Linked DNA regions of Mus musculus: region 1 is linked to region 2. A link is a contact called in ENCODE Hi-C or POLR2A ChIA-PET data. All regions are on one chromosome and are shown on one strand. Each heading gives the region's core, a stretch centred on a gene start or an enhancer-like site at or near the end of the contact. The rest is flanking DNA. Distances are from core to core; before and after follow the strand shown. Region 1 holds the start of Slc35b1 (solute carrier family 35, member B1). Region 2 holds the start of Phb (prohibitin).

What was found. A loop is a pair of places that touch in the nucleus more often than their neighbours do. ChIA-PET counts read pairs that join two places held with the same protein, here RNA polymerase II (POLR2A).
Region 1: a loop to region 2 is called in a map of heart, with 2.4 times the contacts of the local background. The contact joins the promoter of Slc35b1 here to the promoter of Phb in region 2. A Hi-C loop is called at or near these places in 4 of 37 maps with a recorded cell type or tissue (heart and left cerebral cortex). POLR2A ChIA-PET finds 5 or more read pairs at or near these places in 1 of 5 experiments (Patski).

The regions. Positions count from the first base shown.
Region 1 is chr11:95,380,333-95,386,951 of GRCm38, reverse strand. Slc35b1 (solute carrier family 35, member B1) reads right to left here and starts at 2,096. Exons shown (of 9, transcript NM_016752.3): 1 at 1,839-2,096; 2 at 1,048-1,151; 3 at 336-466. The coding sequence starts at 1,942. Fam117a (family with sequence similarity 117, member A) reads right to left here. Exons shown (of 8, transcript NM_172543.4): 8 at 5,080-6,290. The coding sequence ends at 5,993.
Region 2 is chr11:95,661,689-95,669,014 of GRCm38, reverse strand. It overlaps Phb (prohibitin), which reads right to left and starts at 2,058. Exons shown (of 7, transcript NM_008831.4): 1 at 1,973-2,058; 2 at 864-978. The coding sequence starts at 951.

The sequences.
Region 1 (6,619 bases), core at 847-3,346, 280 kb after region 2:
TGAACATAGTTTCAAGTAGCCCAGGCTGGCTTTGAACTGGATACACTGCTACAGCAGAACATGATCATGAGCCTCTGATTCTGACCCTCCAGCCTCTACCTCCCAAGTACAAGGACTGCAGGCAGGCATGTGACACCATGCCTCGCTCATGCAGTGTTGGGGATGGAACCCAGGTCTTCACGCATGCTAAGCCAGCTCTACTAACTGAGCTCACTCCCTAGCCTTCTAGGATTGTTTCCTTTAAGTCACAGACCTGAGGGGAAGAGGAGGGAAGATCCCCTTAGTCCTGTCCACACAATTTCTGAGCCAACTCTCATCTCACCCTGAGGTTTCACCTGAGTTGGATAGTTGACAAACTGCAGGGCTGAGTTGCTGGAGACCATGGCACCCACATAGGAGACAGAACAGGCAGCATAGAGCCAGGTCCGAGTGCGATCCACCCTGGCAGTGTCAAAAAACTGGATCACTGGGAGAAGACAAAAAATAAAACAAAAACAAACAAAACATACAAGAGAAACCCGGTGGGGCAAGGATGGACCACTAAGCAAAAAGTTGAGGCCATAGGAAAGGAACTTGCCTGTCAAGTAAGACCGCTATTTCTATCCTCTTAAGCTGGGAAATCTCTGAAAATTATTCATCGTCCCAGTTCCCCTTAAGCCTAACACAACCACATGCTGAGTGGAGGGAGAGATTCACTGAGTTCAAGAAAGGATGGCTTAACTCTACTGACAGGAACAAAGACATGTTTGAAGCTGACACACAAAGCGAAGTCAAAGGGATAAAGGGGAAAATGTTCTAAGGGCTTTCAATGGGGATTTGGAATATAGACGGCCCAGTCGTCTCCAACTAAAAAGTTGGTATAATTTAGAGGCCTAATATTTTAATCTCATTTCACAGCCATTGGTTTTACAGTCTGTAGAGAAGCTGTTTAAATACTCAAGGGTGTGGAGGTAGGGAAAACTTTGATTTTTAAAGATGAATCCACGTCTATGCCCAGAATATGGGAGGAAGGAGAGTGAGCCCAACAAATTACTATGAGGTACTCACAGATCTTGGCAAACATAGCATTGATCACACACTGGATGAAAACCAAAGTTAAGGCAAAGGTGAATGTCTCCTGTTTGGGTCCTTCTCCATACTTCCCTCTTGTGCTAAGACGAAACACATAAAAAAGCAATTAGTGTGTGCTACTCGGTGGCATCAAGTATGTTCAGATCCACTGAGAGCTTTGGAAGTATCATGCTTTTGTGGGTGTAGTTAGAGTTAGGAAGGATTACTGAGCTCATTTACCCAAAGGAGACGATTTGATTTAAGCCTAAAAACTAAGTCTAAACAGTAGACGCCAACCTACTGCTACCATAGCCTAAGGAAAAAATATCCGTAAAGGACACAGGTAGGAGAAAAAAAAAAAGTCAAGACAGCTGAACAAAAGTATCCCCCGTAGGAGAAAAAAAAAAAAAAAAGGCAAGACCCAGAGCAAGAAGATTAACGGTCTGCAAACACCTCGGGGCTTTCTAAAAATAAAATAAAATAAGACCTGGCTCAGGTCACGGAGCACTCTTGGAATCAACAAAAGTAAAAATATCTAAAGGGAAAAAAAAAATCGCGTTCTAAAACTCCAGAGGCCGGCCCTGAAATTTTAGAATTACAAGGATGCTCAGCTAGCAATGTATAATAGCAGGGTGCAAAAAAAGGTCAGAGGGCCGAGCCGGAGAAGAGAAAACCCTGTACCAGACACAGGAAGCCTGAAGACTAGACCGTAAAATGGATGGTGGAGACTGAATTCCGGCCCTGGCTGGGGGATGCTAGGAGTCCTGCCCCCTCAAGGGTCTGCTCACATCTTCTCCTGCAGGATCCCATAGTAGAAATAGCAGACAAAGACACCCAAGAAGCAGAGCGGCAGGCGCAGCCGATCAGGCACCAGGGATCTACTAGCGGCCATGAGACGCACGGACGAGTCGGCCGAAGATCCGTTCAGAGCAGGTAGCGGTACCGGCGGCGAAGGCGAAAGCTCCAGGCGGACATCGCCGGCCGGCGGCAGGGACCTCATAGGAGCTGCGTGCGACCGCCGGCTCGTAGGCCGGAGCAGCTACCTCCAGATATGCCAGCTCAGAGCTTCCGAGAGGGAAATGCCTCCTGCCCCGGCAGGAGCGTTCTAGGAAAGAAGGAAGGCTTTAAGATCTTGGCTCCATTCCTGGTGGCCAGGAAAGCCAGCCATATCGAGGTTATTGTCTCCTCTTTTAGGTTTTTCCGATCAGGCAACGCCGAGGACATCTACAAGCTGGAGCTCGGTGGGGAGGCCTAGGCGATTACGCGGCGTATAGTGATGACGTATAAGTATGTGGATGTTATCAATTGGCTCCGCAGAGCGAAAATAGACAGATGGGCGGAGAAAGAGGCGGTGAGGCCAGAAGAGAATTAAAGGCTTTTTTTTTTTTTTGCAGTTGGCTGTCAGGCCTCGGCTGGGTCCTAACGCCAAGAACGCTTCATAGAGCCGTAGCGCCCTCTAGCCGCTGCCCAACGTTAGCGACTCCAACCCTGTCTACCCTGTGTTCAAGACCTGGCTAAGAAGTCCAGGTCCTCTTCTTTGGGCAGGGAGCCACCGGGCAGGCTCTGTGATAGGTCAGGGCTCTTATCACTTAGAGGCAGCACATCACGTGTTGCTTAAATTCCGAGCTACAGTTTTCTCGCTCTGCAAACGAGGGGTAATTAGTAATAACCACCCTGTCACTCATTGAACGGTGTGAGGATTAAATGAGCTAAGGTTTACCAAAGTGTTTTATAAACTGTTAAGTGTGCTGTGCAAGTTTGGAGTATTAGTCATCATATTTTCTCAACTCTAATCGTATTTCCTCACCTCTTCGAGGTGAAAAATTCAATTTATTGAAATGCCTTTTAAAAAACAACAAAAGACATAATCACATGTAGCGCAGGCTGTCCTCGAATCTGCTATGTAGAATAATGTTGAATTTACAATCCTTTTCTCTTTACCTCCCTTCCGAGTGTTTTTTTTTTTTTTTTTTTTTTTTTGGTTTTTCGAGACAGGTTTCTCTGTGTAGCCCTGGCTGTCCTGGAACTCACTCTGTAGACCTGGCTGACCTCGAACTCAGAAATCTGCCTGCCTCAGCCTCCCAAGTGCTGGGATTAAAGGAGTGCGCCACCACTGCCTGGCTCCCTTCCAACTTCTTAAGTAAATTTTCTTCAAGACCTTCCAACTCTCCAATGAAGCAACACACACACACACACACACACACCACACCACACCACACCACACCACACCTCTTCCTATTTTTGGTCTCATCCATGGACTTCTCCCTGATTTAACAGTTGGGTCTTCACCTGCTTTGCTAGAATTGCAAAAGCAAGACTTAACACCAGGTCACCAAGTCCCCTACCTAATAACAGTCCCAATTGTCAAGCAGTTGTGGGTCTTGGGTTGCTTTCCTCTAAGCAGGCTTGCTCCTTTGGCACGTCCTCAGGCAAAGGAAGGAAAGGCAGGCAGCACCACACCCATCACTGGGGACCTGACTCACTAAGGCTTTGGGGACAAGCCAGACATCTTTCAAGGCTAGGAGGACTAAGAGAAAATAGGGTCTGTCCCTTTCCTGGTGTCTCCTTCTGGGAGTCACTATACGTTTACTTTCTTGGCCTTTGGTTTATTCTAGTGAATCAGCAGACAGACACTTCCAGGGAACCAAACAGTGAGTCTGGATTCCACTTCTGCCTTTTATTTTCCAACTGGGACCTCAAACAATTCACTTGACCTGGGTTGAGTTTCCCCATGTGTTTTTTATTTTTTTCCAAGACAGGATTTCACTGGCTGTCCTGGAACTCTCTGTAGACAGGCTGGCCTTGAACTCAAGAGCTCCACCTGCCTCTGCCTCCTAAGTGCTGGAATTAAAGATGTGTGCGGTTGCCGCCGCCACCACCTGGCTGAGTCTCCTCAGGTGAGATCAATGGTGATAACCAGCAGGGGGGTTCTTTGGTTAGGAAGCACCAGCTGTGAAGTGGGTCAGGGTGCCAATCCTTACTCCCTGACTTGGTACAGTCTTTTTAGAAAAAGCTGTTTGGATATTCCTTCACTCACAGAATGGTTCTTCTCTCACCCCAACGGTTGTCATATTTTCTTTTTTTTTTTTTTTTTTTTTTTTAAAAGATTTTATTTATTTATATGTAAGTACACTGTAGCTGTCTTCAGACATTCCAGAAGAGGGAGTCAGATCTCGGATGGTTGTGAGCCACCATGTGGTTGCTGGGATTTGAACTGCGGACCTTCGGAAGAGCAGTTGGGTGCTCTTACCCACTGAGCCATCTCACCAGCCCGGTTGTCATATTTTCAATGACATTCTCTTACATCTTCTCATTTGGTTTGCTGGTGATAGTACTTGGGATAGCCTGACCTGCGCTCGGGGGATGGGGGGTGGGCGTTCCTGAAGTCTTCTGAGACAGATATGATTGCACCACTGTATTCCCCCCAGTAGAATGGAAATGCCTTTTGCTGAAATGCTTCATAAGTTCCACGCACTAACAGAATGTTGGGATGGTGATTCCCACTTTGCTCAAACATCTAAGAGCTCTTACATCTGAGAGGCTATGAAAGGACAAGGATGGTTTCTGTGTCCAAGGCTGCACACTCTTGCCTTGGGTACTCACTGGCACACAGATAGGCATGGTAGCTACTGCCTTAATGCTGCTCCAGCTACAAGCCATTTCCTAGTCTCATTTTCCCTGCAAGTACAAGGAGTCCCTGAAATGCCAGACTGTCTCCCTTCAGTTGTATTCACATTCTCTCTCAAGTCCACTGACGCTCAGGAGCTTTTGGGGGACTCTTATTAGAATGGGCCGCTTCCCTAGTGACTTCCATGTCCACTTGCAGGACACATCACATTCTCCATTCTACACAAGATGTCATGTTAATGTGTCTTTGTGAAAAGTCTCTAGCAAGGCCCATCCATACAGCAACTAGACCATTGTATGTTAAATGGAAGTTCCTTCTCTTGAAGACAGGATACAGTGATGGATACAATACCTTCCACTCTACTTCACTCCTCCCATCCCAGGTATTCAGAAAACCCAAACTGCTGGAATACATATTTATTTGGTCTATTAAAATCAAGATCTGCAAAAAATAAACAAACAAAAACCACAATAACCTCTAAACACAAGATATGAAACCTTGAACATTAACATTCTTCAATTTTGTGTAAGCTCTGCAATACGGAAAATATACAAACTTCAAATAGCTGCAAAAATAGTGTCTTTGGGAGAAAATAGAGTTTCTACATCGATACAAGAAAAATAGGCATTTTTCTAATTCAACCCAACCTTGGGGTGGGTAGAGGGCATGGAGCTGCTCATGCCCCCTGGGGCAGGTGGCGAGTACGGGGCTGCTGCATGCCCCCTGAAGGAATGCCAGACCCCTCTTCCCACTATTCACTTTGGGTTGGGATTCCCCTAAGACAATCTTTAGTCAGGGTAAAACTGAGATGAAAATGCCACTTGGGAAATCTCATGGTCCCCTGCCAACAGCTGATTGGTCAAGTGTTCTGGCCCTGAGGGCCACTCTGGTCAACTCCTCTAGGAGGGAGGCATCTGGTCTGCCTTTCTGTGTCTCTAGAGTGGAGCTGTCAGGAAGCCTGTGGCACCTCCCCTCTCTTAGCCACAGCCAACTGTTCCATGACAAGAGCCTCTTATAAGTCATCTGGACTCACACCCTGGGCTAGAAGATTCAAGACCTTCTGGCAGGTGAGGGAAACCGCAGGTACACAAGTGTAAGTTGTGAGCTGCCTGCTGCTGGTGGAGGAGGTAAGTCTCCTCCCTGTGGAGGGCTGATGTCCACCAAAGGACCTGGGGCTTTGACACAATAAAGGAAAGTGCTCAAAGGCCAAGAGGGAAGGAAGGGCTCCTCCATCCCCCAGCTTGGGAAGCTAACAAAGAGCTTGCCACCAAGGCACTAGTCTCCATGGTAAAGTGTGGTAGGGGCCTGGGGGACTCAGACTACCAAGGAGCTCTGGAAAAGCACAGACTCTTCCGATGGTGGGCTGCGCTGCCATGGCTCAGATGGCAGCGAGGAGGCCTTGGAAGCTTCTGGACCCTTCCGAGGTGCCCTGGGGCTGGCAGTGGGAAGAGGGGAGCCAGGGCTGGAGGGGCAGTTACGGAAGATGAAGCCCATACTGGGGAAGAGGGGCTTGATCAAGCTGACAGGGCAGAAGGCGGAGCCAGTCGGGTTGAAATGGACTTTGTTCTTGTCAGGACAGGAAGTCAAGAAGGCCAAGTCAGGACCTGGGGACCTGAGGAATGGAGAGAGACACAGACACATAAGTGCAAGAAAAATAGCCAGCGAAGCAAGGAGGACTGCCTGAGCAGGGTGCCTGGGGAGCTGGAAGGGTGACTGCCTCAGCAGGGCTTCTGGGGAGCTGGGTTCCTGCTCAAAATGACAGTAACCTGGTCAAAACCTGGAAAGCTCTGCCACTTTTGAGGCCCCTCGGGTCTCATTGCTGCTGTGGTGGGTTTTGCCTGAAGCATGGTTCTCAGCCTTAACCCTATTCACATCCAAAGTTGAATGATTTCCTGCTGCAGGGATCATGGTAGAGAACACTTCCCTACAAGTCACAGGACA
Region 2 (7,326 bases), core at 809-3,308:
TAGTATACTCATACATAGAAGAAATAAATAAATCCTTAAAAAAAAATTTAAAAACAAAAACCTATTCTCTCTGCAACCAGCTGAGCAAAACTTTTCTCAGGACACAGTCTCTCAAACTGGTCTAGAGATGTTGCCAAGATACTTCATGCAAATAAGGAAGAGAACCAATGGGCTCCTGTCACCTCCTGTCATCTGGGTAATACCTCATCATTTCAAAGTGGCTAAAGTGCTAAACATTGGACAGGAGGGCTCCCCTTGAACAAAGCCTCTAAGTTAGTGGCTTTCAACCTGTGGGTCAGAACCCTATGAGGGGGGATGTTAAAAGACCCTATTACAGGGGCTGCCTATGACCATCGGAAAACAAAATTTACGATTCATAAAAGTAGCAAATCACAGTTATAAATCAGCAAGGAAAAGAACTGTATGGTGGTGGAGGTGTATCACCACAATAGTGAGAAACTACTAAATGTTCCAAGCATCAGAAGGCTGAGAACCCCTGCCTAAGTGATCATAGGCCTCTGATGACTCACAACCAGTATGTGGGGTAGCAGGTGAGTCCCCCTTAACCTCACACACCTTCAGACAGCAGCTAGCATCAGGAATGTCAAATGGGCTGTAGAGATGGCAAAGCGGTTAAGAGCACTGACTGCTCTTCCAGAGGTCCTGATTTCAATTCCCAGCAACCACATGGTGGCTCACAACCATCTGTAATGGGATTCAATGCCCTCTGCTGGTGGGTCTGAAGACAGCGACAGTGTACTCATATAAATAAAATAAATAAATCTTTTTTTTTTTTTAAAAGGAATGACACATGGGCTATGCAGATCAACAGAAACTATGCAGAAAGCTCTTCCGCGCCTCACCATTATACAAAGCAGAGTTCACCACGCCTCCTGCAACTGCCAACGCCAGGCCGAACTTTCCAATGGACTCAAACACTTTGGCAGCCATGACTCCTTCTGTTGCTTCCACTCACACCTAAACACGGGGTAAACATAAAACACTTTGACACCAGATTCTCAGAGAAAGCCCGCTCTGAGGCACAGAGTTCATGTCTCAACATACATTTTCATATGTCTACACCTGTGGGCCCAAACTCACTCACTGAACGCCCCATAACACTGACCACCTTGCAAACTGTAGATCATGTCTGCGTTTGTGGACGTGTTTCTTTACAACCATTCAGAGAAAGAGTCTGCGACACTTGGCTCAGCGTAGGAACGGTGCTTTGTACCCACGAGGAACTTAGTACACAGAAAAACCACACTCCCTTTTCCTAGACCAATAGGCCACAAGCGAGACCGGTGCTACACGGCTGAAGCCAACAACAAAAAGGGCAATTTCTGTTAACATTTAAGTTACACGGTCTCCGACAGCCTTGTTTAACCTTCAGTTACTTTATGAAGGTTATGACTGCTGAAGTGCATAGAGAGGTTATACTCTTAAGTAGTAGAACCAGGGTTAGAATGAGAAGACCGAATTCTAGAAGACATTGTAGAACTCCTCCCCATACCAGTTAATAGGAAAGCAGGGGCTGGCAGGGGTGCAGCGAGGCAGAGCGGTGAAGGACTGGAGGTGGGGCTGCGGCGGGACGGGTGGGGGCACGTAGCTGACAAACTAGAAACCAGTTAGCCTTGAACTTTTTAATGTCCCGCCCCTGCGTCACCCTTGGTACAATCCTCAAACTCGCCCTCCCCTTTCTCAGACTTCAACTGCTTGTGTATCGGGATTTCTCCATGCACATTTATCCTCTGTCTCTGACATCCAGCTCTTTTTACTCCACCAGCTTCTGGATTTTTCCTCATCCTGTCCCCTCCCCTTGCACATTCCTAACTCCTTCTGGACCGAGATTTCCCCCTTCTCCACTAGGCGTACCCACACATGCATCCCATGCCCTCATTGTACATAGGAAAGCAGAGGCAGGCTACAGGGACATAGGACCAGAGGCCTCTACCGCTCCTACCACGCTTACCTGCTTTCACTCTGACCTCCACATGAATTCCCCAGCTCCGGATACTGCGCGTGCGCCAGGCAGCTCCTCCCCCCCCCCCGACCCCCGCCTCTTCAAGATCCGACCCTTCAATTGGTGAAGCCGAGCGACGTGCATTCTGGGAAACGTGTTTTGCAGTCTTCCGCGGGCTCTGTGGCTTTAATGAGGTCAACTACAACTCCCAAAAGATCATGCAGCAACGGGCTCTTTCAGGAAACCCGTTTCTGACTGGTGAGAACGGATGGGATGTTGCCGCAAAGCCTTTCGGGAGTTGTAGTTCCTTGGTAATATATGCACGTGCCTATTCCTCAAGGAGGTGGTTCCAGAAGCCGGAAGCAGACTGGATCGGAAAGGAGTTGGGCTTCCACTTGGTAGAGGAAATCACAAGGTGGTGAAGGAATGGGTGGGCATTTTGGATAAAGGTGAGGTAAAATAATTCATGCACTGAGAGACTGCTAGGGAAGTTAAGGACAGCCCTCAGGGACGTAAGATGTTGATCTTCCAAGCCACTCCATAACCTTAAAAACGGCTTAGAAAGAAGAGGAAGGGAGTCGGTCATTCAGGTCTTGCAATACTTCAGTAAAGGCTCTTGATTTAGGGTCTAAATCTCTGGGCATCTTTTTTTCCAAGTTATATTCGAGGAATTGCAAAAAAGGGACGGAGATCATGTGTATGGCTTCTCAAGTTCACCTGTTGTCAACAATTTGCGTATTTGTTGTTGTTTTTGTTCCATCTCCTCGCCTCCCTCCACTTTTCTCTTTCTCCTACTATTCTCTAAGATCAAGGATATCTATCCTCTTACTTTTTGTTTTGTTTTGTTTTTTGTTTTTGTTTGTTTGTTTGTTTTCGAGACAGGGTTTCTCTGTGTAGCCCTAGCTGTCCTGGAACTCACTCTATAGACCAGGCTGGCCTCGAATTCAGAAATCCGCCTGCCTCTGGCTCCCAAGTGCTGGGATTAAAGCGTCCGCCACCACGCCCGGCTACTATCCTTTTACTTAAGTAAATATTATCCATGTCTGCATTCCAATTTTGCCAATTAAGCAAATAGTGACTTTTATAGCATTCCTCTCCATGACACAAATCTAAAATGAAGTAGTTTATTTTTTTGGGCTTGTTGCTCCCGAAATACAAACTCTCCTGAGAATATCTGTAAAGAACATGAAAACCCCTGGCACTGTGGCGCAATGGATAGTGCATTGGACTTCTAAGAAAGACCTGCTCCTTATTCTTAGCTTAACTTTTATTTAAAAGATAAAATGCAATTTTAAATTTGCAATCGGTATTTATTTCTTATTAAAATATAAGAAGCCAGATATACATTTAAAAGAAAGGAAGAAAGAAAACGAACGAACGAACATGAAAGCAAGCTAGGTGCAGTGGTGCACGACTTCAATCCCAGCACCCAGGAGGCAGAAGCAGGTGGCATCTGAGAGAGAGAGAGAGAGGGAGAGAGGGAGAGAGAGAGAGAATGTGAAGACACAAGGAAGACTATTGGGGTGGAAGAGAGACTGGAAGGGCCTGGGGAGGGTAAATAAGGTGGTGAATATAAGTGAAATACTTAAAATTAATAAAACAAATACATTTTGTTAGAAAAAAAAAAGTGTGATGGCCGGGCAGTGGTGGTGCATGCCTTTAATCCCAGCACTTGGGAGGCAGAGGCAGGTAGATTTCTGAGTTTGAGGCCAGCCTGGTCTACAGAGTGAGTTCCAAGACAGCCAGGACGACACACAGAGAAAGGTCTCGAAAAACCAAAAAAAAAAAGTGTGAATGATGTTACATAACTCAAATGGGCAAGAATCAATCAACATACGAAGAGCTTTCCCTCCTAATAAACGATTAAATAGGTGAACCACAGATTTTGAAACTTAGTGTTTGCAAGGGTTGTTGGCTTCACAAAGGAAGAGAAGGAGGGCACAGCAAGTGAAATTGCTGAGGCAGAACACTTGCCTACAGTGCGCTAGGTCTTCAGTTCCAACCTCAGCACTGTAAAACAAAACAGTACTTATAAAATATTCAAAATGGGCAGAGGGCTGGAGAGGTGGCTGGTTGGCTGTTAAAATCAGTGGTGCTCTTCCTGAGAACCTAAGCCTGGTTTCCAGCACATGGCAGGTGACTCTCAGAGACCTGTGACTCCAGTTCCAGGGGATCCAATGCCCTCTTCTCCCCTCTGGAGCACCAACACACATGTGGTGTGGCACACACACACACACACACACACACACACACAAACCATAAAAAATTCAGAATATAAGCCGGGCATGGTGGCACACGCCTTTAATCCCAGCACTCAGGAGGCAGAGGCAGAATTTCTGAGTTCAAGGCCAGCCTGGTCTACAAAGTGAGTTCAAGGACAGCCAGGGCTATACAGAGAAACCCTGTTTTCAAAAACAAAAACAACAACAACAAGAACAACAAATTCAGAATGTATGGAAAATTAATGTTTGCTTAAAGATATTTGGCATTACACCTATTTGATAAACACTGAGTATTTATTAATAATAAGTTGTCTTTTTCAGCTCCATTTTTACATTTCCATGTGGAAATGAGAAAAGGAGGTTTTTATATTTGGTTTTTTAAATACATTCATGGGCTGGAGAGATTACTTAGGGGTAAGAGCATTGGCTGCTCTTCCAGAGGACTCAGGCTCAGCTCCCAGCACGTACAGAGCAACTGTCTGAAACTTCATTTTCAGGAGAGCTGATGCCCTCTTCTGGCCTCTGGGAGCACCAGTCATGCAGTTAGGACACAGGCATACATGTAGGCAAAACACCCATATACAGAAAACAAAAATAAAAATCTAGACTTTGCTTTATTCATTTGAGGGTGTATGTGCGTGGTCATGTGTGGCCACAGTGTACGTGTGGAGGTCAGAAGACAATCCACAGGCGTTGGTTCTCTCCTTCCACCATGTGAGTCCGACGATCAAACTCAAGTTGTCAGGCTTGGCAGCAAGTGCCTTAACCCACTGAGCCATCTCACTGGCCCCAGTGTGGAGCTTGGTCAGAGAAGTCAAGTGCAGGCTATAGCCACACAGCAGACAAACGGCAGATTGCTGGTACTGCAACCTGTCATTTTCCAAGCTTTGAGAGGGCGTGGTCAGTAAGTAACACCTTAGCAATGTCGGATTTGGAGCTCAACACACAGAGAAGTGGGTCATTAAATAAATGGTCACTGAAGAGTGTCTCTTTTACTTTCTTCACCTAACACACATGTACAGAAAGCCTGTTAGGCATGCTGGGTGATGAGCTAGATGAGGAAGTCAGGGGACTCTGGCTGCATAGTACTCACACTCAGGTAGAGATGAAGTGTCTAGAGCACCGGCCCTCAACCTGTGGGTCTAGACCCCTTTGGCAAACCTCAGTCTCCACAAATATTTACATTACTATTCATAAAAGTAGCGAAACTGCAGTTATGAAGAAGCAACAAAAATAATTTTATGGCTGGGGGTGGGGTCACTATGACACGAGAAACTGTATTGTATGTTCCAAGCATTAGGGAGGTTGAAAACCACTGGTCTAGAAAAAAACAAACCAGGAGCGAACATTTAGATGAAAGTTTGATAGTTTCCTGAAGGATATGAGCAAACAATTGGAGGATGTGTGAAGCTGGCAAGGTGGCTCAGTGGCTAAGAGCACTGGCTACTGTACCAGAGGACCTGGGTTCAATTCCCTGCGTGCACACAGAGGCTCATAACCATCTGTGACTCCGGTTCCATGATATCTAACACCTTCTAACCTCCACAGGTACCAGGCACACACTTGGTGCACAAATACCCTCCACATAAAACAGTAAACGCGATAAAAATAATAAAGAATGTGACGGAGGATGTGGAAATTTTGTGTGGCCGCTCTGGGCTGCAGCAGCGGTCACGTGGACTCAACTGTCTTGAGTAAGAAGGAAAGGCGCAGGAAGAAGTCTCAGGAGAGCTGTTCCGAGGGCAGTTCATTCAGTGGCTCACACACTGTTCATTTCTTTGCTAATTGCTGTGAGGAGATCTCTGGAACTTAAGGAAGGAGGAGTTTATTTGGGGCTCACTGTTTGAAGCTGTAGTTAGTCCACTGGGTGGGAAGGACGTGCTGGGGGTGGGGCAACAGTACTGGGCGGCAGCTGTCATTGCAGCTTCAGGAAGGAAACAGATCAACATTACCACTCCATTCACTTTCTCCTTGTTATTTAGTCCAAGACACAGCCTATAGGGCAGTGTCATCTACATTCAGTGTTGGTCTTCTCAGTTAAACCTCTCTGGAAACTCTCACGCACACACCTGGGGGTGTGTTTCTGTTGTGATTCTAGATCTAGGCTAGGGGACAGTCAAAACTTATGTACCCACCGATCTCATAGATGAGGGAAACCTCCATCCATCAGTCCTGAAACCTTTAGGTGCTGACTCTTGCTCTCACACTTGGCACCTCCAGGTCACAAGATACTATAGGAGGTCTGAGCCTAACCGTTTCCTAGTATAACCAAACACCAGAAGGCAGGAACAGGGCATACCATATTTCGGGGTCTTTTTATAAGAGTGAACTAAAGTTTCCCAGATATGGTTTCTCATTTCAATCAAATGGTTCACTTTTGTCTCTGGGCAGAAGTGTGTCCCTGTCCATTTCTAGGCCACTTACTGGTAAACAAACACCATTGACGCATTGGGACACAAGGACTCGAGAGGCAAACTCCAGCAAGAGGGCATGGCTTCTAAACCTCAGGATTGCCAGTACCCTAGCAAATCAAAACAAGCATTCTTCCCAGCGAGGAAGGAGGGATGGGAGATTGGATATTGGAAATGGAGCCAGCAGCATCTTCCAGAATGATCCATCTTGGACAAGCTAGCAAAGGGGAAACCTCTACGAGGACATGGCATTGAAGGCAGGCTATGAAGCAGTGAGGCATGGGAAGGGCAGAGAGAGAGAGAGAGCACCCGGTTGAAAGGACCAGTATGTGTGGCAGACACCAAGGAGGACAGGACCCAGACCAGGAGTTAGGCACGCAAAGACAGTGAAAAAAGAATAGCCTAACGTACCAGCTTCTGCTGACCCCTGAACCTGGGAACAAGAACAACAACCACAACAACAGGGTCAGACAGACAAGTGTGACATCATTTCTGCGAAGCTGATGCCATGCCAGGCTGCTGTTAGCAGGTGTCTCTTTGGGGGACAGGATGGCAGCCGATGAGAATCTGCCTCATGGCAATGTGTCTGGAGGCAGAGCAGGTGAGGGTGAGAGGGCCTTGGATCGTCTCACAAGCCACCCCTGTGTTGTTCCGACAAGACTGTGATTCCACTGACTTCCCCCTAGTCTTCCTTAGGGCGATTGTGTGGCTATGTTAGGTAGCTGTTTCC